Linked DNA regions of Mus musculus: all the other regions are linked to region 3. The links are chromatin loops, found by intact Hi-C in ENCODE. Cell type or tissue: heart. All regions are shown on one strand.

Region 1 (8,000 bases), 440 kb after region 3:
GCTAAGTACTCAACCATGCCAGCCATCTTTGGAAGATTCTGCCTTCTTAAAACATAGTGCTAAGTTAAAACATTGCAAAAATACTTAAGGGTGTAGGTACATGAGAGTTGTAGAATTTTCTTAAGTTGTTTTTGTGATGCTGGGAATATACACTTAACACATCATGCAGGCAAATACTTTTCCTTTAATCCACACCTCTACGTCTGTCTCCTGATTTTATTGTTTTATGTTGGCATTTAAAATGTAATACAATTTATTATGTGTCAATGTGCGTGAAAACTCTGAATTCCACATAAATTAACTCATCCTCTGAACATTCAAGAGTGATGGTCCTCGCTGGATGACATACGTTCTCGGTTACCCTGTTCCATCCACTGGTGGATCAGATCTTTCATTTCACAACAAGGAAAAGAAAAGCAAGAAGTGTCTATTCCCTGTGGAAAGTATCTTTACATTATAGCTAAATTAAATGCTCTCTTTGCTTTTGTCATATTTCCACACATTTCACATAATTCTCCAAAATGATAATCATGTTTCCAAAATTTTTCTTGAACATACCAGATTTATTGTCAGCAAAAAGATTAATGTCTCTCCGAATATGTAGGAGACAGTGTGGAAATAATGCCTATCTATATTTATTGTTGTGAAAGATAGACACAACACCAGAGAAAGTACCTCATTTAACCTAGGAGGATGTTGGGCAGCCATGGCTCACTCCTTTAATCCCAGTACTCTGGAGGCAGAGGCAGGCAGATCTCTAAGTTCAAGGCCAGCCTGGTCTACAGACCAAGTTTGAGGGCAGCCAAGGATACACAGAGACACCCTATCTCAAACAAACAAAATAAATCAGAAACACATAAGGGATGGGGAGATGGCCCTCCGCTGAAATAGTGCTTATGCAACTAATGATGAGAACATGGTCACAAGACCCTGTCTCAAAACATAAGTTAGAGAGAGACTGAGGAAGACTGGATGTCGACATCTGGATTCCAGAGTGATGGAGAAATGTCCTCATGTCCACATGTCCACATATATACCTACAAATCCTGTGAACTTGCATAAACATGTACACACACAAAATTAAGTGACTGTAAAATTATCAATATTCTGCAATAAAAACACTGTAAATAGTAATGTTTTTATGAGCTTAACACCTCACCCTGTGCTTATAACTCCAGATCCCATGGAACCTTAGGCAATGTGAAATCATTAGTTCTACACTACCATAGCCAAGAAAGTGACATCTAAACTCAAAATAGTGTTTATACATTTTTTGAAAATGGGAAAAATGAGTATGTAGCAACAAGGGCTAACTCAAGAATTAAGAATATTTTTATGTAAATTTTAAAATGTTCTGACTTTTCTATGTTTGTGTATCAATTTGATTTTATAATATGGAAATGAAAATCCAATTTATATATTAAAAAAACAAGCTGGAAAGTGTGACAAATAGCTACATTTCCAACTACTCAGGAGGCAGAGGCAAGAGAGCCAATCAAATGCAGGAGCACAGCACAAGCCTAGGCACAAAAGGAGAACCTGTGTCAAAAGAAAGAGGGAAAACACTTTTGTACATATTTTATGGATATTTATTTGCATCCAGTTGTGTGCTGGGGAGCTTTATACCAACTTGACACAAGCTAGAGTCATTTGGAAAGAGGGAACTTCAATTTCGAAAATGCTTAATTATCTTAATTAATGATTGATGAAGGAATGCTCAGTCTGTTAGCATTCTGTCTAAACTCCACCCCACAGTTACCTGGCAACAGCCAGGTAGACCTCGGCCACTATAAAGGTGGCTACTTATCCCCTCCTCCCTCTCTTGCCCCTTTGCCTCTCTCTCTGGCCTCTGGCTCTCTTGCTCCCTCTCTCCTCCCATTCCCTTCCCCTCCCTCTCCATGTGGTCATGGCCAGCCTCTACCTCTCTCTCTCTCTCTCTCTCTCTCTCTCTCTCTCTCTCTCTCTCTCTCTCTCTCTCCTCTCTCCTCTCTCTCTCTCTCCTCTCTCTCTCCCCCCCCCCTTTCTCTGCCTCTACTACCCTCTTAACTCCTCCCCCCATGCCCTGAATAAACTCTATTCTATTCTATATCATCGTGTGGCTGGTCCCTCAGGGGGAAGGGATGCCTTGGCATAGGCCTGCTGAGGTACCCCCTCCCCCCATACCTCATCACACCCCCACAGAACATATTCTTATACCTCTTTATCTTTTTATAAACACATCCCAGTCCATTGTGTTGGTAGGACCTCTGAGTTGTTGGTCCTGGGTTCTACAAGAAAGCAGGTTTACAATATCAAATTAATGAAGAGATACTTGAAGCAATCCCACAAAAATCAGGAACAAGGCAAGGCTGCCCACTCGCCTCATTTCTATTCAATATAGTACTCGAAGTTCTAGCTAGAGCAATAAGACAACAAAAGGAGATCAAGAGGATACAAATTGGCAAAGAAGAAGTCAAGGTATCACTATTTGCAGATAATATGATAGTATACACAAGCAACCCCCCAAAGTTCTACCCAAACCTTCTACAGCTGATAAACAACTAAAGCAAAGTGGCTGAGTATAAAGTTAACTCAAACAAATCAATAGCCTTCCTTTATACAAATGATAAACAGGCTGAGAAAGAAAATAGGGAAACAACACCCTTCATAATAATCACAAATAATAGAAAATATTTGGAGTAACTCTAACCAAACAAGTGAAAGATCTATATGACAAGAACTTCAAATCTCTTAAGAAATTGAAGAAGACCTCAGAAAATAGAGACATCCCCCATGCTCATGGACTGGTAGGATTAACATAGTAAAAATGGCCACCATAGGAAGACCATCAGTCTCAATTAACCCAGACCCTTGAGATCTCTCAGACACTGAGTCACCATACACAAGCTGGTACTAACCCCAGCCCGCCAATACAAACACACACACACACACACACACACACACACACACACACACAGAGAGAGAGAGAGAGAGAGAGAGAGAGAGAGAGAGAGAGAGAGAGAGAGCAGAGGTCTGTCTTGTCCCGCCTCAGTGGGAGAAGTAGTACCTAAGCCTGAGAGACTTGAGGCCCCAGGGAGTGGGGAGGCCTGGCGAGGGCTGGGTGAACATCCTCTTGGAGACAGGGGTGGAGGAGGAATGGGATGAGAAACTGTGGGGGTACAGACCGGGAGGGGCCAACAACTGGAATGCAATAATAATAATAATAATAATAATAATAATAATAATAATAATAGAAAAGGAAAAAAAGAAAAACTTCCCCAGACATAGGAAAATCATTTGGAGCCCGGGTTGGCCACAAGATGGCAGTGTAAGGAGACTTTTACTTCCTCTGTCCTAAGAGCTTTCTTGTGACATAAGAAAACCCACAGAATCAACTCATTTAGGCTCATAGGGGCCCAGATACTGAAGTGACATCAGTTGTTCAGAATGGCCTGAAACAAGAAATGTCTGTGGATGGGTCAAAGGGTAGGTGTCTAAGAAGGCCTAGTTTCATTGTACGGGGTAAGGGAGGTGGGTTCAGGAGGGCCAGGCACCTAGAAGTATAAGGTGGTGGAGGATGCATAATGGTGCTAGGCCCAGCTTGCCTGATAGAATAGGCTGAATAATAGCAAGATGTCTATCATTGACTGATTCCCTAGAAGTGTATGTGGGTTTATAGTCAGAAATCCAGAAAGGATCTGCTCTGCAGCAATGTTTCATGTGACACAGCAGTTCTCGACCTTCCCAATGCTGCGACCCTTTTATACATGTCCTCATATTGTGGTGACCCTCAGTCATAAAATTATTTAATTGCTACTTCATAACTGGAATTTTGCTACTGTTATGGATCATAATGTACATATCTGATCTTCAGGATATCTAATATGTGACTCCCCTCCTAAACGGGTTATGACCCACAAATTGAGAACTGCTGACATGACAGATCTCTGAGGGTGCAAGTTGTATGGCAGTCAGGTGTCCAACAGGATTTGTCCCCTCGCAGTATATTTAGGGTAGTGATGGGAGTGGAAGGGTATATACAAGAGTAATGTCTGTTTTAAAATATAGCTGCATGTTTATCAACAGAGAGAGTGAGAAGAATGTGTTCAGTGGGGCCAGATACTTTGATGAAGGGAGGGTCCTAGAAGGACCTAAACCACAAGTTCAGTAGGCCTCATATCTTGGAGTGCTTGCAGTTTGGGGGTAGCAATTGGTCTTAATACCCTGTAGCTTAAGTAGCAGTGATAGGAGTGTGGTGAACAGCAGAGCTTGATGCCTAGTGGTTTACATGAAGTCGTGGAAGGATTAAATCCAGTAGGTCCTGGTAAAAAGTTCATGTGAGCGAATATAGGGGAGGGTAATGGGCAGGACCTGATTCCTAGTTCACATGTACTGGACATTAATAGTCCAGTTGTTACCTCACGCACTGTTAGAGGTCATGCTGACCACTCCCACTTCTTCCATTCCATAGAAACTTCTACACATCAGGCCCTGCTAGACAACATTCCACCAGACACCATATCTGCTAGGAATTAGTTTATGCAAAGCACCCAATCCTCCAGAGGCCCTCTACCCCTCTAGACAGTCCCCTTCCCGTCCCTCCCAGCTTCCTCTTCTACATGGAAGAAAGGCACAGAAGCAGCAGAGCAGTGACCTGCGTGAAACCAACCCACAGGCTCTTGCCATGCCTTTGACTTTCTCTTCTTTGGGTTTGACAGGCCTTTTCCTGATTGGCCTCTGTTAACCTCAGTGCGCGTAGAAGGCTTGCTAACCAGCAGACATCAGTGGACACTTCAGAGTCAGACCCATAAGCCTGCTTGTCAGAAAAGAAAGGAGGGAGACTGATGCTGCTCTCAAGATCTTCCAGAAGTGAACCACCCCAGACTTGATGCTCCAGCTCAGGCTGGGATCACATTCCTGCTCTTTCCACTAAAGCTCAACATGCAACTGCAGCAGCGGGACTGGCTCCTGTGGAGGGGGCCTATCTACAGTTCTGCCCCCTGAGACCTGCTGCTTCTGGGACCTGTTCTCCACAGAGGACCGTTCTTCCTTGACTTTGGGGACCTCCTAGAGCTGATGGTTATAATCTCTCCCAATCTTTCTTGATTTGTATCCTGCTGCAAATGAGAGTCTTAAGGTCTCTTCCTTCTGGGTTCTATTTATGTATTTCTTTGTGTGAATTATTGCTCCTATGTTAGAAGTAAAACTCCCACTTTTTGTCTCCTTTCACTTTCTGTCCACTCCAATCTTAGAGTTATGACAATTGGCCAAAATGAGTAGAACCCATGGCACATCAAGTTTCTATAGAATCAGATGCATCCTGGGTGGGCATCTAAGCCACTGACCCCGCTTGATTGGGGGGTGGACAAGGGGCATCCCCTGACCTGGGGCCCCAGGATGATACCCTGTAGCCCTGGGGTTATGGGAGAGAGGGCTGAGGGAGAGAGGTTCCCACGCAGGTGAGAGTATGCACAGGGCCTTGATGAAAAGAGACAGTCTATGATTTTAGAGCTTTATTGTAGAAAGGCAGGGGGAAAGAGAAAAGCTGGAGAGAGAGAGAGAGAGAGAGAGAGAGAGAGAGAGAGAGAGAGAGAGAGAGAGAGAGAGAATGAGAGAGAGAAAGAGACAGAGAGAGAGAGAGAGAGAGAGAGAGAGAGAGAGAGAGAGAGAGACTGGCCATGGAGGAGAGAAGGGGGAAAGAAGAGAGAAGAAAGGCTAGAGTAAGAGGGAGAGAGTAAGAGATGAGAGAGAGAGAGAGAGGAGAGTAAGAGCAAGAGAGCAAGAGGAGTAAGAGTAAGAGAGTGAGGTGGGGCCAAGCAGCCCCTCTTATGGTATTCTGTATCTTTACTGTTGCTAGGTAACTGGGGAGGAGTTTAGCCTAAAGGTCAGAAGCTTGGGACATTGCCTATGTGACTACTAACCATGCTTCTCTTGTGGGGGCGGAGGGGGTGGTAACTTCAACAGGAGCCACGGTTCCAGGAGACATGAGAGAACTCCTTCTGTCCCATGTAGGTGAATTATCATCACTGGGTCCCAGGGTTCAACATCTAGCCTCAACTGGAAACCAGGCTGTCTGTGCATAGCCTAATGCCCCACAGTTAAAAACTCAGTTTCTGGTATCAGAGGTTTACAAATAGTTGAGAAAACTTAAAGAGGCTGTGGGCAGGACGGAAGGGTAAGACCAGGCTTCAGTAAAGCCCACCCTGTTTCAGAACTGTGATGCCAGGAAGATGCTTGCATAAAGTGGGAAGAACACAGAAAAATGGAGCTTGCTAGAAGCCAAAAGATTGTTTTGAGTAAGGATCTTTCAAGTTTTTTCATTTAACAATCCATTTTGCCCAAGAAATTTTTAAATGACCCAAGGTAGACATAGATATATAAAATAGATATACAAATCAAATATTTACTAATGAAAAATCATAATGAAGTCATTTAAAAATAGTTCTTTGTTGTATATAAAATTTACTATTTATTGAAGACAAGGAAATTTGTGTATTGATAGGAGGGATACACTTGCTTATTTTACATGAAGAGATACCCTTGGCTAAATAAGTAATAAACAACATGGTTCATCAACATTTTCATATCTGGTGGATATTTTGATTTTAAAACCCTCAAAGCTGATATTACAACTTTACATAAATACTTAGTACAAAATGTTTAGGACCATTTCATAAGCTGTTGGAAGTTCTGTTCTCATGCAAAGCCAGAATTAATTTAACTCATTTTTTTATGAAACTGAGTAATTTTTTAAAAAGTGAACATCCTAACGCATTAGAATCCACAGATATCTAATGAGTGATGACACAGAAAACTTTGAATCTTTGCTTTCATAATTAAGTTGTTGTGTTGCTAGGAGAGCAGAAAGCTGTGGGCAGCGAAGCAATGCAGCTGATGATGTACAGTGCTCTCTAATCTGAGCCCAGCTGTTTCAGGCATCATTGATTGACGCTGTGTGGAGTGATATCATGCAGTCCACATGTCACGTGTTCACAACCATGGCTGCAGTGCAGTTGCCCATCAACACTGCTGAGGGCTGCCAGAATAGCCCAGGTTCATTACACATGTGGTTTTAAGTTAACTTTAGGTCACTGCATGATCAGAAATCTTTCACTGTTTCCCATGTTTTTGTGATCTTCATAGTGTGACTCTAAATGGGGTTGTGACCCACAGTCTACACAGCCAAGATGCAGAGAACAATTCCCAAAGAGAAACTGCTGCATAAAGGGTCAGTGGTTTTCTCTGATTTGTTTTAAACAGTTATTCCATGTTGGTAATTACTTCACAAAGTGATTGATCTGCTGTGTATGATACTTTGTCTCTCCTGGTTTCCTAAGTGGGTACGGAACATAGAGATAGCCACAGGAGAACAACTAAATGCTTTGCTGTGCTTATCTTCCTGTTCAAACAAAAACCTTCAACTTGGGATATCTAAAAACTCATTGTGAACGATTTCCATATGTAATTTTACATGAGGATGATTGAGAGTGAATTTTCATACTTATTTTTTTCCATGACAAATGTGATCTTCCAAATAATAAACCAGTACTCAAGAAAGGAAAGTAAGAGGAGGATAGTTTCAGATCAAAAGAAAAAAGATTTGGATAGAACAAAGAGTTCTCCTGATGTCTCATCCAGTTCCTGTTGCAAACAGCTTACATTAGGATGTTAGGTTTCATTCATTAGAAGTAGTGCTTCATGCTACAACTAATACAAATATATCAGCAGATCTAAAGATAGAGGTATCATTGTTCACTATCATATCTATCATCTATTCACCTATCATTGATCTACATCTATTTATCTATTATCTCCCATCTCTACCTATCATGGCTTTATCACCTACCTATCATCTCTTTCTCTCCCTGTCTATTACCTATCCTATCTATCTATCTATCTATCTATCTATCTATCTATCTATCTGTAACCTATCTTATGGACCCATTTTGTTTGGAACAAGTCTTATATGACTTAGGCTGTGCTGAAAGGAATTCACTGTGTAGCCTAGGTTGGCCGTAAAC
Region 2 (8,000 bases), 60 kb after region 3:
CTTGGCTCCTTGTACTCTCCATTTCTTGATCTTAAAACATGGGACTAAGGAGAGCTGACAGCTCCAGGATAGGATGGGGTCTCAGCGAGGTAATGGAGGCACTGCACACAAGGTGCACGGGGCTTACTTAGCTCAGAGCATGGGCTCTTCACTTCTAGCTGCCATTTTTGTTTTGTTCCACAAAGAGTACTCTGCTTTTTGTTTGTTTGTTTTTGAGACAGGGTTTCTCTGTATAGCCCTGGCTGTCCTGGAATGCACTTTGTAGACCAGGCTGGCCTTGAACTCAGAAATCCACCTGCCTCTGCCTCCAGAGTGCTAGGATTAAAGGCGTGCGCCACCACACCCAGCCAAGTACTCTGCTTCTTACAGTAGGAAGCAGTCTTGCCTCTTGGCCTCGGGCTAGACCTACTACAGCACTGTTTGGGTTTGGGTTTGCCCGACCTGAAATCCTCAGATAATCACACTGTAGACCTATTCCCGTTCGAATAGCCAATCAAGAAACCAGGAATCTCCATGTCTTCCACCCGTACAGCCTTTTGCTTTATTTATTTATCTTAATAATCTTCCTTTAAGCCTCTACCCTCTGACCCAACCTTGCTGGTCTTTTTTTTTTTTTTTTTTTCATTATTAGAAAACCTACCAGATGAGTTATAATGTACTTTGGTGAACACCGTCTGTCCAAGTAAGTGAGCCAAACCCAGCCACTTTGTTGGTAGGAAAATGGAAGATGTCTGAAATTGTACAGAAAAATCATCGTAGGATGGACTGGGGACCATGGACACACACACACAAACACACACACACACACACACACACACTTTCTCTGTGTGTGTATATGTTTGTGTGAATTAATGAGACGATTTCAGAAAAGCAATTGCCAGCTTTTCTGCTTGAAGATTATTGTCATTCATTAATCTGTATTTTTAAGTCTTGTGTGAATCTAAAATTTATGCATAAAGTGGCCTATGAAACAAAATTTAAAAGCTTGAGAGAAACACATCCAACGTTAACATGAAATTACTCTGCATTTACTGTTTTGCCTTAGGGTATCTCGCAGTCCCTAATCATTTCCTCCTTATCTTTAGGGCAGAATTTCTTACTAAAGGTGCCACCTGGATGGTTATGGTGCTGTGTACATGACATCCTGGCTCTCAGGTGGTCAAAGCAAGATGGATGTAAAGCCCAGGGAAGCCTGGATGCATCAGAATACAGAAAGGCAGGCAGGCGGGTGGGCAGGCGGGCGGCGGGCGCATCTGGTCTGTAATCTCCCATTTTCTAGGCTAATCTGAACTACATAGCAAGTTCACAGCCAGTGTGGGCTCCATAAAGCAAGAGTTGACGCATTCCCCTGACAAGAAAAGAAGTCTACAATCTGGTCTCCCTAATTTTTAACCTGTTCTTTTTAGCATGCCCAAGCCTGGGTTTAGGGATTTCTGTCACACCTGATGTTTCTCTGGGAACTCGTGGCAGGTGTCAGTTTTCTGTATCTCTGTGGCCTGTCTTACGGGCGCAGACTGCTGTGCTCATGGGAGTCTTCGCCTTGCCTGTCTAGCTGTTTTGATTTCTTCCCCGTCCTGTGACAACAGTCTCCCACCTAGTCACTTCCACCACTGAGTCTGCTCATGAGTTGTCTGTCTTGCTCTTAGTGGGCAGTTATAGCTTCCTCTGCATCTCCCTGAGATCTGCCCATTTGTCCCATTTTCAGCAGCCCATCTCTTGTTGGATTTATGGCAATAGCTTCTTACTCCATCCATATGTGAACTTCTCCATACACCGTGGTCAAGGAAAAGTTCATGCAATTGCTTGAGAAGTGCAAGTGGCCTCCGTTCACCAGACCTAAGACACAGGCAGGACAGATAAAATATGACCTTGGAAAGCAGGTTTCAGAATGTCATGTTTCCCAGCCCAGAGAGATCAGATGACTGACTCAAGGTCTTCAAAATGCAGCGCTGGGATTAAACCTGTCTGCAGCCCTGGCTTTCAGAAAGCTGTCTCTAACTGGAAGTTTATTGATTAGTTCTTAAGGGTATTGCTGGTTTATTCATTGTTCTTTGTATGCCAAGATTCTATAGACTACCATTTCATTTATTTTCTTCGCTTAAAGTAAGCTATTGAGCAGCTCTGTTATGTGATTGCCATGATACTTTATCGTTAATGTAGAAGATAACAGAATCTGGGGTAGTAATTACACTGAATGTCCAGGTTTATGATAAAAACACTTAGAGTGTCCCCCATGTTCCAGAAAACATCTAAGGACCTGGGAAAATGAAGTGTGAAAAAAAAAATGAAAAGGTAATAAGAAAAATTTTGGTTGGCTGGTTTTCCTGCCGACTTTTTAAAAGGGTGGCTTTGGAAGTGTTTGTTGTTGCTGTTTTGTTTCCTTTTAAGAGAATGTGTCAGGGCTGGGGTGGAGCTCAGTGGGAGAACACTTGCCTAGCATCCAAAAGCCCTGGGTATGATTCCCAGCTTTTCAAATAATAATAGTAATTAATAGATAATAGGGCAGTAAAGCAAACCTTTGCTAATCCTCTGCACGTTAGTGTAAAACAGAGGGGCCTCAAAGGACCATCATTGCAAACATTCTGCTTCTTTGTTTGTTTGTTTTGTTTTCTTTTGTTTTGTTTTTGTCCCCCCCCCCCCCCCCCCCCCCCCCCCGAGACAGGGTTTCTCTGTATATCTCTGGCTGTCCTGGCACTTGTTCTGGTTCTTTTAACTCCTTGCTAGAGCCCCTCACTGGTTAAAGGGCCTTAAAGTGCAACCGGCTTGGCTGGGCCTGCAGACCCTGTGTTTATTAGTAGACACTGCTGACTCCCCAGCCCTCATCTCTGAGCTCCCCTGCTGAGCTCTGGGTGAGTCTGTGTTGTGCAAATGCGTCTTTCTAGCCTTCAGGAACTGGGGTGGCTGCAAATCACTCTCTTCATCCAAGATGATATTTCTCTGATTAAAAAAAAAAGTATGAATATTTAATGTTTCATTATGATATTTGGATGTTTACGAGAAAATCAATATTTTTGAGTGATGACACATGTAAAAATTGTGTTTGTTTTGCCATTTGGTTGTTTTCCTTTGTGGTGCTGAGCATCTAACAGGGCCATGCTAGGGCAGCATTCTGCAGGAGTCAACCTCCAACACTAACTTGGGCTTTGACTTGGTTTTTGTGATGGAAGTGGTGGGGCTGAAGGGGGTGGGTGTTGTTCAGGCTGGCCTCTGTAGTATGCTTTGTAGCCCAGGCTGGCCCGATGTTCTGATCCTTCTGAGTGTTGGGACTATGGATATACCACTATGTCTAACTTAATAATAAAATTTAAAGAAACAAACAAGTCCTTCCCTTATCCAATGAAAAACTGTACTGCAGATTTTTTTTTTCCTTTACAAGATTCACTTTGTATTAAGTTACCAGCAAATTATGCTTTGGAGCAGGGCGTGGTGGTGCACGCCTTTAATCTCAGCACTCGGGAGGCAGAGGCAGGGGGATTTCTGAGTTCCAGGCCAGCCTGGTCTACAGAGTGAGTTCCAGGATAGCCAGGGCTACACAGAGAAACCTTGTCTCGAAAAACAAAACAAAACAAAACAAAACAAAACAAAACAAAACAAAAAATTAAGCTTTGGAAAAAATACTGTTGCTGTTGATACTGTTGCTTCATATATGGTAAAGCAATTTTCAGCCTTCCTTGGAGAGACTTTATTATGCTGAGGTACTCTGAAAAAAATATGTTCACTTAATAGATACTTAGCCATGGAGTGTTTTCCTTTCTTAGTATTTTTGGATCTATGACTGTTAGAGTTACTCTGTCAGTGAAGGGTCTTCCCATTAGGCTCCACCCCTCCAGAGGAGCTATAGATAGTAGAAGGTTGCATGTGGAGGGGGGAGAGAGATTCCTTAGTGAGGAGGCTATGAAGCCAAATAACCACCAACCCTGATGATGATGTGAGCAACCAAAACCAAAGACAGCAAAGCAGGAGACAGACTGGGGAAGGATTTGTTGGAAGGGATAAGAAAATGATGTGGGGGAAGAAAACTCTCTCTCTCTCTCTCTCTCTCTCTCTCTCTCTCTCTCTCTCTCTCTGTCTCTCTGTCTCTGTCTCTGTCTCTCTCTCCTGTGCCAGTGCTTGGTTGCCCGTCCCCTTTCCATAAGCACACACACAGGAGTAGAGAGAGGGTCAAGAGCCAACACTGTAGTGTGTGTTAGTTGCCTTCAGCTTTAGATAAGTAGGGTGGCTGCAGAAGTTGACGCTGTAGGGTACAGAAGTTACTATGAAATTTGTATCTTTTACTTTGTTGCCTTTTTAACATATGGATGAGTTTGGAGAACACCTTTAAAGTTGATCTTGTGGTTCGCTTTTCAGTTCTCTAGAAATGCCATCCACCAGAAGATACCCGGACCTTATTGAGTTGATACTCTTAGTGTTTGGGGTGGTGAACACAGCTGGGTCCATACTTGTTGGGCCGTTGATGGAATTTGAGCAAAAGTTTGCTCTAATTTGCTTAGCTTCTGATCCAGGAAGTTCAGTGTAAATAGCTGCTACTGGGTTTACATCCAACTTGATGGATGGGGCATCTCCACCTCCAAGCATTTGGGAGCATGGCAATAGTCCCCCCTTGGCCTGCAGTGGGGACTGTCACAGCTTTACATTTCCTATCCTACCAGGCTGGCCTGCCTTCCAGGCTTCCCTGCATTCATATATGAGGTTTGCAAGCAAGGCTCTTCCAGCAGGCTCGCATTCTGAATTGATGGTGTGTTAAGCAGTAACATAGCAGTTTGTTTGTATCTACTGGCAACTGGAACAGCCCTGGTCTGCCAGTCTGGAAGTGGTAGTCAGACTTGTGTGCCATCAGTGCTGACCAGCAGGTGGCAGCAGCTGCATTTTGCCATAGCAGTCCTGGCAGGATAGAAGGTAAATTCCTTGTCTGTCCAGAGATTTGGCAAGACAGCGAATATTCTTTATAGTGTGTGTACGTGCACGCATGCACATGTGTTCATCTTGTATTTTTCCCTCTCAATATCATCAGAGTGGACTCTGTTGTCTGCCTGTATGTGCTCTGGCTTTGCCTTCATAACTACTTTTAAAAGTCTGTCTGTTTTGGTTCAATGATCTGATATTTTTTCCCAGAATAAAGACACTGCTTTGATTTATGTGTGTGTTCTTTATTGGAAAACTTGTTAATACTTCGTAATTGTATATGATTAAGGTTGATGGGAAATGAGCATTTTAAAAATGATCACAGAGAAACCCTTTATGGCAGTGACTTTGGTCATGAATGTAGTTTCTATGACCCCCCATCCCAAAAGGGAATCATTTTACTCTATTTCTTTTTCGTCAACGTTAGTTTACAATTGTTCAGTTGTTTTTCTAAGTTATTTTCACCCATACCTGAAACCTTTTGTTAAAAAGTGTGTGTGTGTGTGTGTGTGTGTGTGTGAGTGAGGTGGGATTGGGGGAGGGGTTCGTGGGGTCAGAGGACAACTCTAGGCGGTTGGTTCTCTCCTTTCACCTTTTCATGGTTTCTGAGGACTGAACTTGGGTTGTAAGCCTTGCCTGGCAAGTGCCTCTAGCCAACGAGTCATCTTGCCAGCTCTCCTCCCCTCTTTGAGATAGGATATCTGTGTAGCCCAGGCTGGCCTTGAACTAAGGTTCCTCCTACCTTTATCTCCCAAGGGCTGGGACAACAGGCAGGAAGTGACTCTTGGCTTATGCAGTCCTGGGGATCTAGTCTGGGCTCCATGAATGCAAGACAATGGAGCTATATCCCCAGGCCTGTAATTTTTTTTTTCCAGTACATAGATTTCTATCTTATACAAAAACCCCTGTGTTCAACTCTTTCTAGCCAAGTGAAGCCTAGCAGGCAGAGTACCTCACCTCTGTTCATGATCTCTCTCAAGACATTCTGCAAGCCCCACGCTGTCACCCCGCTGGCACCAGGTGGTGTAACCAGGTTCAGATGCAGACTGAGTTATAAGCTGAAGGGCGTGGTACCTGGGTCTGTGGAACTCAGAGGATGAACAGAAGAGGCTGGGGAATCAGGCCCAAGCCTAGCTTTCAGGAACAGGCTGACCCAGGGAACTGGCCCTCACTCCTGGCAAAGCCAGCGACCAGTTTTTGAACCCATGATCACATTGCTTCAGCTGAATGCCCTACCAGCCAAATGAGTGCCACACGCTTCCATCCTCCAGGAAGTCCGAGGCTGGGCACAGGTACTTCAGTTACTTCAACAGTCAGAGTTGTCAGTAGAAATCATCCAGTTGGCAATGAGCACCCTACTTTTCGAATATTAGACTCAGCACTGATACATATGTGCAAGAGCATCTGTGAAAAGCAGTGTGCCTGGGACTGGGAGAGGAGTTGTGACAGGGACTGTGCACCATTGTGTATTCATATCTCCATATTCCCAACTAGCCAGCCACATGATGTCTTCTTTATGCCTGTGCCCCTGTTTTGTATAGATGCTCCTTCTAGTAAACTCCCTCGTCAGAGTCTAGCTCATGGGCCACCTGTTCCATCAAGTTTGCCTTGATCTTACTTCTTCTGTATGACTACCACTCCAGGCATGCATTCTGTAATTTATGCCTATTTACCACTTTATTTTATTTGTCATCTTCTAGCAGATGGGACTCTTCCAGGCTAAGGAATAGATTACTCATTGTGGGTTAAAAATAGAGTCTTGAGTCCTACCCAGGGCTCAGCAAGGTAGGTTTGATTGCATGCACCCCCGCTGCGCTGCCAGGTGGGCACTGGGATGTGAGAAACCACAGGACCCTGTCTGGGCCGAACTGAGGCCAGGGACGTCAGGTTCTCAGTCTTGGACACTGCAGACGCTGCTGGATGTCTAGGAAGAGCTGAGAATGGAGCAGGTGGACCCTCGGGCAGGCTCTGGCCTGCGGCTGAAGGGAAAAGGACAGAAGAAGGGAGCTCCAGCTGGGTTCCCATGGGGAGGAGAGTCCTAGACCTGCTAGGTCAGCTTGGCTTGGGTTGGCTGGCAGTGTCCTAGCTGAAGCACGGGGAAGCCTCCTGGGCGGAAGGTTAGACGCATGACTAGTTAGGGGAAGGCCTGTATCCATTGCTCCAGCTGAATGCCCTACCAGCCTGATAAGAAGAGGCAGTCCATGGCTTTAAGATGTTTATAGTAGAAAGGCAGAGAGAGGGAGAAGAGTAGAGAAGTAGAGACTGTAGCTGCAACAGGAGCCAGGGGCCCAGGGCCTAGGGCATGTGGCCAAACCCCTGCTGGAAGTCACCACCTACCGAGTCACTGGGGACCAGGCTGTCTGTGCACAGCTCACCACCCCACACTCATATCATTCAATTTGATTGTTTAAGAAGAATTTCCAAAGCCAGCACAGGTGTAGTTCCTGTCTCCCAGAAGCACAGTCTTCATAGTGGGACAGAAGAGAATCATGATAGCACATATATGTGACAGAGGAATGGATATTCCACTCCAAAAGTGGCCATGACCGTTAAGGTGCAAAAGTGGCCATGACAGTTAAGGCAAGAAGAGGGTTTCTGAGAGTTTGTCTGCATCTTAGCATCTGCAGAGCCTAGGGCAGTGGTGGGATGAAGCTTTAATTCATTGCAACACTGCAAATGAATTGAATGATTTCCTTGTAGTGACTTTTCTCTCTCGGGTTAAAAGCTTTTTATTGATTTGAGAACCCACAGGCACTTTAATGTTATTTTTTTTTTAATGTCACAAGAATGAATCCTGTAGAGCTGTTATGTTTAAGTGTTTTTCCTTTTTAAAGATTTTTAAAAATTTTATTTGTAAGGGTGTCTTGCCTACATGTACATAAGTATACTGTGTGTGCAAAGGGCCCCTGGGTACTAGAAGAGAGTCCTTCTATGGGTGCTAGAAGATAGTGTTGAGTCCTCTAGAACTGGGCTCACAGAAGGTTGTGAGCTGTCATGTGGTGCTGAGAATCAAGCCAAGGTCCTCTGTAAGAGGTCTTAGCAAGTGTTTAAAAGAAACCCCTTGTTTCTTTTCATGTAGGAACTTATTAATTTAATGG
Region 3 (8,000 bases):
AAGCCTGTGAGCAATCTCTGCCCTGTGTCCCACGATAAAGTTGGTGTGGCACATGGGCAACTTTTTACTTTGTGAAGTTAGGACTTTCTAAGTTTACTTCCCAAGGCTCAAGAAATGTTGAATTGGTGGGTAGGTGCACAAGGACTTAGCTCTAGTGTAAGTAGCCACCTAGTGGCAGCTGTCTGCATCTGACCAGGGTCCTGTGTTGAGTGAAGTCCTCTGATTTCTCCTCTGAGAAAGGCCATCTGTGACTTACAGGGCTTGCCTGGCAGCTTGGGGACGCGTCCCAACCCCTCCATATAGTCTTTCCTTTGTTGATGGGTGGGCTCCATTGCTGTACTTCCCTAACAATTACTGTCTATTGTCTTCATCTTCCGCGGAGAGGTGCTTTCAGCTCTGGCTGCCGCTCCTTAGGATTCCAAGCACTTGGCATTGGGCCCACACATCTGTAGAGTTACAAGCTCCTGAGGTAACTATGCATGGCCGTGGTTTACAAATACCAACACAGACTAGCACCCTAGGATCAAAGCATTCAAGGAAAATGTGCCAGTGTCCCACCTTGCTCCTCAGAAGAGGTAAGAAAGGACTTTTCCCCCCTCAGGGCCAGGGAGATTGAGAAGTCCGGGGAGCTGGCATCCGAGTTGGCCACGGAAAGTGAAGCTGTCAGGGTTTTGGCTCTGTTTAGCTCCATCCTCCCAAACACTTTGATGGTCTCCCAGCCAGCTCTGAAATAGCTGTGAATAGGAATCTGATTGTTGCGTGCCATGAAAGACCAAACAAACTGGCAATTTAGAGAAGTCTTTGTGTCACCCCTCCCTTGCAGCACCCACTTTCTCCACCCCCCCCCCAATAATTAATGTGATCAAATAACCCCCCTCATGTTTAGAAGCCCGAGATCAGCATATCAAAGGGTGGGAAGGGCCTGGCAATCCTTACCAAACTCGCTCTGAGGGAAACAAAACTTATTTGCATAGGAAGAGACTTCTCTCTCTTTGCCTACAGCTGAGGAGTTTCCCCATAACTCCCTGTTTTGGGAGAAAATTGGCCAATTCCCTTTTTGATTCAGTCATTTCCTGAAGGTAATTCCCGAGAGTTGAAGCTCTGGGTCCAAATCCCCTCCGAGGTGGGAATGAATTGACAAGTGGAAGCCCCGGCAGTTTACTAATTCATAACTCTACCCCCTCCTTCTTCGTGTTGCTAAACACTATAATCTGTGACCTGAAAGGAAGAACACTACCAGCAAGTAAATATTGAAAAGGCCCTATGAAGTATAATGTGTGTGAATTGTGCCTGGGGAGCCCGTCTGCTGGGATGAAGTTCTCATCTGCTAATGAAAGTGAGGCGGTGGTTTTACAGGAGGTTGAAAGGAAATACTTTTAAAGTGCTAAGGGCTGGAGTTTAGTGTGTGAGTATTCCGTGTGACTGAGCGCGCACTGTTGTGAATGAATGAACTCTGTGCCACCGAGGACCACTGGGAACCCTGAGAGGAAGTGGAAGCATGACTCACGGATGTGCTTGAACTGTGTATCAAGGTGTGTGTGTGTGTGTGTGTGTGTGTGCGCGCGCACGCGTGCTAACTTCAGAGCCAGATCTGAAGCCTGGTAGGAAGAAAGACCTTGGATCATAGCAAGGAGAGGGCTCCTGGCTTACAGCGCTAGGCTACTACCCACATCTGAGGACAGCGGCCCAGTCTCTTCTGTGCAGTCTCGGGCGTGCATCGCCTGTCCGGAGGATTCACATCACCCTCAAGACTCAGCCAGGCTGGATGTCACTCACGGTGGCTTTGTTCTAAAGGCCTCCAGATGAGATTTATCTAGGCATCTGGTAAGTGAAACTTTTAAGTTTTACAATTTGAACCAAGCTGCTTAAATGGAGCGAGGGATTTGGCTAGAGAAGCCCATGGAGAAGACAACACGCAGTGCGCATCCATTGGTAGCGAAAGTGGGGGCCACTGGGGACCTTTGGCCTCTGTCTCTCGCAGCATGAGTGCCGGGGCTTCCAGAGAAAGGCTCATGATTGTCTGGAGGCAAAAGCTTTTCTCCAAAACTCGTGGAAAGGAAACAGCTCCTTGCTCTCTTGCTTTATACGCTGTAGTGTATTTAGAAAATGTTCAGAGCAGCCTACTAAAACATCCGTGTTATCTGCCTGCCTGCCCCGCCCCATGTTTAGCGCTGCCTATGTGTTTCTACAGTGCTGATATTAAGGAGTTCCTTGGGTGCTACAGTTACCATTCAGTTATTTCTTTCTCTCAGGATAGATTGACAGGCCTATTTCTAAGTTACCTATGTCATTTTTTAAAAGGTGGTCATCTGGTTGAGTTTTGAGACAGTGTCTTATGTGTCACGGGCTGCAGCAAGCCCGTCAAGTAGTCACTGGTAGGCTCTGATCTGTGTCTGCCTGCAGAGTGTTGGGATCACAGGCATGTACCACCATGCCCAGTTTTTGGTCCTGTTTACGGGGTACTGGGGACTGAACCCAGGGACTTGTGCATGCTGCACAGAATTCTACCAACCATGTTATGTCCTTAGCTTACTTTGTTTTATGTTTTAACAGAGGGTTTTACTGTTTTCTTTCTTTAAAAATTTTTTTTTCTTGATTTTTCGAGACAAGGTTTCTCTGTGTAGCCCTGGATGTCCTGAAACTCACTCTGTAGACCAGGCTGGCCTCGAACTCAGAAATCCGCCTGCCTCTGCCTCTCAAGGGCTGGGATCAAAGGCGTGCGTCACCACTGCCTGGCTTTACTGTTTTCTTAAAGGTTATATACTAATTTGTTTTAATTTCTCATGATAATAATCATGCCTCCAAATGCTATCTGGATATAAGACTAAATGTTTAAATATTACTTCTTGGTTTCAGGGTCACGGTCAGTTAAATGGTATCTGAAGGCTTCCGTGCTTCGGTCTCTTTATCCATTCACCTTGAGCCATTAACAGGGTGGTATTAACTACCAGTGCCTTTACTCCTTGGAGATCCGGTACTAATAGCCTGTTACCTGTCCTTTGGTTGATTGTGGTCTACAAATTCTCAAAAAGATGCATCTAAAAATGACAGTGATTTTTCTGGATATGGATCGCCTCTTGAGTTTTGGTGTAGTCATGGCTGTCCCACAAGGTGGCACTATTGCCGTGCTTCAGTGAATCTTTATGTGGAAATCAAGGTCTAGCTCCGCCTGGTTTAAATATCTGTGGTGTCTGCCATTCTGTGTTGTCTCAGTATATTTCTAAAAGGCGAAAGGAAAATGCTAAAACCTTCCTTCTCACATTATCCAATGAATTTTTATTATGAATTCACAGAGTTAAGTTTTGCTCATCATTGGAATCAGGAAAAGGGCTGATGCTGGAATCTCAAAAACCAGGCAAAGTCAGGAACTTCTCTGTGCTTGCTTTCTGAGAACTGGGAGAGTAGTCACTTGGGGGGACCGGAAGTTATGCTTTTAGGAGACAATAGGAGAGACTAGCCTCCATCATGGAGTGGGATTTGTAATATGGGTGTTGGCAGTGAAAGGTTCGACAGGGTCAGGGCTGAGGGGTGAACTGCATTATGAGAGCCAGCAGAGGAGAGCAAAAGCGGAGAGGGTAGAGTGGGCCCAGTACTCTCCTCAGGGGAGGAGGGAGAATCAAGTCAAGACTCCCACTTCTGTTGCAGGGAGCTATGGCTGCCCTCCAGTCGCCAGCACAGCTAGCTCTATCCTTTTCCTTGCAAGGTAACTAACTGGAAACTTAGAGAGCAGACTGAACACCCACTGCTCGGAGAAGGAAGTGGTGGCAGAGACTGTGGTGATGACAGACAGATGTCCACCGATGACAGCTGGGCAGGAGAGCTGAGGTTGGGGGGGATGGGGCACTGTGAGCAGGGGGATCAGAGAGAAATGACCGTGGAAATGGGACTGCGGCTGCAAAGTGAACAAATCCCTTGGTATAGTAGGTGGCAGGGCCGAAGGAGAGGGAAGTGGGGATAGCAAGGGTTTATTATTATTATTGTAAGTGTGTCAGTGGAGAAATTACCCACAGGTCATTTGGCTAAACCTGAGGCCTCTTGTGTATGTCATATTGTGGTTTCAATATGCTGGGCTCAGAGAATGGGAATTGGAGGAAGTGATATTGTAGGGGTGGGCTTTGAGACCCCCCTACTAGCTGCTCATGAGACAATCTTCTCCTGTTTGCTTTTGGGACAAGATGTGAAACTCCATGCACCGCGGCTGCCTGGGTGCTGCCCTGTTTCTGCCACAATGACAATGGACTGAATCTCTGAACCTGTAAGCCAGCCCTAATTAAATGCTGTTCTTTATAAGAGTCCCCTTGGTCATGATGTCTCTTCACAGCAATGGAAACCCTAGCTAAGACAGAGGGGTTGGTTTGTCCCTGCTGAACTACAGACTTGCTCCTTACTCTGAGTATGTCCTAGAAGGCAAACGCAGGCCTTATCCATCTTCTGACTACATATAGATTGCTAGATGGTCTACAGATAATGCATGAGCCAACTGTCTCCATGTGTATCGGATACAGCCTCTCGGGTGGCTCTCAGGTCCTTCTGTAGCAGTTCTGAGCGTCTAGGGTGGAGTCCAGGGGTTTGTAATTTAGTACTGGAAGACGTCACTTGGGACCAGGCTCATTTGGACTCTTTAAATGAAGCAATGCCTGGAACACTGCTCTTTGTTTTGCATGTGTGTGTGTGTGTGTGTGTGTGTGTGTGTGTGTGTGTGTGTCTGTGTCTGTGTGTGTCTGTGTGTCTGTGTGTCTGTGTGTGTCTGTGTGTGTCTGTGTCTCAGGAGCTGTTCACCTTGTGATTCCTCCCCGCCTCCTCACCCGCCGGCAGGGCATGGTGTCTACAGAGGCCAGAAGAGGGCATTAGAATCCCTGGAACTGGAGTTCCTGACTGTCGTGAGCCACCCTGTGGGTGTGGGGAATCAAACCAGGGTCCTCTGGATCAACAGTTTGTGCTCTTGACCACTGAGCCATCTTTTAGCTTCCGTTCTGTCCTTTATCCCTCGTCCATACTGTGCCCACAGTGCCGTAGAGCACTGCTGGGTTTTATCTCTCATGCTGCTGACATGGTGGATGGGTACTCACTCAACTTCTGTTTTGTGACGCAGACACAGGTTTGAAGTTGAAGCCAGGTTCCTCAGCCAGGCAGCGTTTGAATCTGCATACTCCTTCCTAGTGAATCCCACCATTTTCTTTTACTGGTGGTGGCTCTATTGCAGGTGGGTTGTGCGTTCTGCCACCTGCTGGTCATCTACTAAAATACAAATCATGTTTTGAGTCATTCTCCACATATAAGACAGGCTTTCAAACAGGACTGTTCAATAGACATAAATGAGGCATAATGACTGCTTTAGTACAGCCAACTGCTCTGAGTTGAAAGGTTTACATGTAGTGCTGCAAACCTGACAGAGCTAATTTCCTCTTATTTGGAACTTTTATTTTTTTCAGTCCAGGTGTTAAAATTTAATGAGAACAACATGTTTTAAGGGATCAGTTTTCTGTGTTAATCTCACAAAGAATGATCTTTTTATATGCCACATGTCTGTTCTAGGGATAGATGATTTTGGTGGCTCAAGGCATTGGGAGGGCCCTTGAGATTCAGATTCCATGCTGTTGGAGAAGTGTGATCTTGGAAAATGGCTATATTTCCTTGTTATTGGGGTTACTTTGACCATGTGGGACTGTGGGTCTCAGTATTGGCAGGAAGTAACAATTTCCAAACGCTTAACAGAGCACCTGCTTGGTGCAGGGCCCAGCAGGATAAACTGCATAGATGAGAATGTCTGTGTAGTGTGTGACCTCACAGCGACATTTCCTCATTGGGATATCTCTGAGACCCTATGTTCCCGAGCTTCTGTAATTGAAACACACTGAAGTATGTGGTTTCATTTTCATGGTGACAGTCGGAGGCACCATCTGATTCCTTCTGGGTGATTCTAAGTGGTCAGACTCAGGCGGAGTTCGTGCTTAGCGTTGGATGCACCTTTTCCCCTTTCTCCTTTTTGTTTAGGTTTTTGATTTTTATGGTATAGGGATGGAACTTGCACATGCTAGGCAAAAGTACACTGCCTCTGAACTTTGACATCCTCAGCCCCTGGGTTGGATGCATCTGAGACTGTTTTACATTGTAGTTAAGATTAGAAACAACATAGCCATTTTCACTTTCTGCCTTTTGCATGTAACTATTTGTAACACACCTAGTGCCTCCGTTGGCAGCTCAACCTTCAAAAAGGAGCCGTTTAAAAACATACTGCTCTTAAACAGGGAAGAGGAGTGTGAATACACAGCCCAGGAAGGGATGCACGGAACAAAAGCTCTAACCACATGGTCTACTGAACCGGAATCCTTTCTAAAACATGGCTCCAGCGTTCCACGTGGGTGAGAATCTAGGCACCAATACATTTCAGCCGGGTCTGACCTCGTGTCTGTACTCTCTGAGCAGTGCTAGGCTAGCACTCACAAACGGACACCATCTTGTCTGCCCGCACCGCCCCCCCCCCCCCACACACACACAGACATTTATTGGGCTACTGATAAGCACTGAATTCAACTATTGATTTCTTTCCTGGGAGGCTTTAGCTTCATTAGGAAAGTCAGATTTTGATCTTTTCTGAGCTTCGATGTAATCTCATTTTTAGAGGAGGTCTCATCTGGCTTTGGCCAAATAATTATACTTACATATTAATTTCTAAGTGACACTTCGTTGCTTTTTGGAGTCATGTCATTTTCGTAAGTGACATCTGGCCTGGTGTGTAACACATGCGTCACTTGACTCTAACTGCCCGTGTGCTGAAACAGTCTTTCAGTTATGAACCTACCTTTAGCCAGATGTGTTTTTCCTATGACTATAATCAGTCATGCTCTGTATCTTGCTTGCAGAAGTCGGGAGACTGATACCTTTTCTTCTGTGTTCTGTTAAAATATTATCAGTGTAGCAAACTTCAACATATGCTCAGAACAGGCTGTGAGAGAAAGGGAGAGGGAGAAGATTGACTTTGAAGTGACTTGCTATCATCATTACTGTCAGGATTGTCAGTATCTGTTACATCTGTTTGCTTTTGGAGACAGGCTCTCATCCTGGCTATGTAGTCCAGACTGGTCTCTAACATACAGCTGTTCTCTTGCCTCTTGATTTTGGGCTCACAGGGAGGCACTTGTCTGTCTCTGCCTGCCTGCCTGCCTGTCTGCCTGCCTCCCTATCTATCTATCTATCTATCTACCTACCTACCTACCTACCTACCTACCTATCTATCAAACTGTCTATCTGCTGTCTGTCTGTCTGTCTATCAATCTTACTTTTAAGCTAAACCGCTGACTACTCAGTGTAGGTAAGGTAAGGTGCTTATACCTTTACAGTAATTATTATTATTTTCCATAGTAATTTTTCTTCACTTGTCAGGATTTTATACTTCTCTGTAAACGACTTCCTGTTTCTCATCATTTTGGGGAAGAATTATGTCTCCTAACAGACAGTCAGGATGAGAAATACAGCAGCTTTGGAGTTTAGAGTTTTCAGTGGAACCTGGATGCTCCTAGAGAGAAGCCTTTTCCTGACAGGCCTCTTGTGCCCATGCAGATCTGCAGCATCCTTCAACAGGCCTGATGTGATTGTTCGAATCTGCTCCTGGCATTTTGGGGGCTCGGGGGTCCACTAGCCACACCTACTTCATGTGCCATGAGATCCTCTGATGCCCATTTTCTTCCACTGCTGAAACTATCTTGCCAGCAGTGGGCATTTGGGTGCCAGTGTGTTCCCAGTTAGCTTTCATTATGGTGGAGAAATGAAGCCCTTGGTGTCCAGCATGCAGTGGCTCCAGGAGGGACAACAGGAGACCCACATGGTACAGTTGTAAGTCTCCAGAGCTCTGTGTTCACTTGGGAACTTTTGGAGACAGCACTGTCCTTGTTTCTGAGTCTCAGTAGGAGAGAGCATTGCTGGGCTATCAGGGAGGTCATCAAGAGACTGTGTACTGTAGTGCCTGCCTTAGCTTCTGCTCGCCAGTTCAGTACCCTCCC

The links. Peaks named below come from ENCODE experiments on the same cell type or tissue, not always from the same donor. Only the 100,000 strongest peaks of a DNase experiment are listed, where the experiment ranks them.
Region 1: it touches region 3 in a loop (5-fold over the local background); 5 of 42 quality-filtered maps call a loop at or near these places.
Region 2: a loop joins it to region 3, with 2.9 times the contacts of the local background. A loop is called at or near these places in 10 of 42 quality-filtered maps.

The regions. Positions count from the first base shown.
Region 1 is chr10:18,832,790-18,840,789 of GRCm38, forward strand. It overlaps Gm32926 (predicted gene, 32926), which reads left to right. Exons shown (of 5, transcript NR_152783.1): 5 at 4,698-5,208. Among named protein-coding and RNA genes, the nearest start is that of 4930444F02Rik, 4.9 kb to the left of the region's middle. In heart, a CTCF peak has its summit at 3,308 (motif pointing right); no DNase peak of the experiment used is centred here; H3K27me3 peaks cover 353 bases.
Region 2 is chr10:18,448,733-18,456,732 of GRCm38, forward strand. The region is part of intron 1 of Nhsl1 (NHS-like 1); the gene reads left to right. Among named protein-coding and RNA genes, the nearest start is that of Nhsl1, 45 kb to the left of the region's middle. In heart, no CTCF peak of the experiment used is centred here; DNase peaks (open chromatin) are centred at 4,809 and 6,999; H3K27ac peaks cover 4,969 bases.
Region 3 is chr10:18,388,687-18,396,686 of GRCm38, forward strand. It overlaps a transcript of Nhsl1 not described here. Among named protein-coding and RNA genes, the nearest start is that of Nhsl1, 15 kb to the right of the region's middle. In heart, CTCF peaks have their summits at 184 (motif pointing left), 3,114 (motif pointing right), 5,200 (motif pointing left) and 5,405; DNase peaks (open chromatin) are centred at 275 and 1,525; H3K27ac peaks cover 944 bases.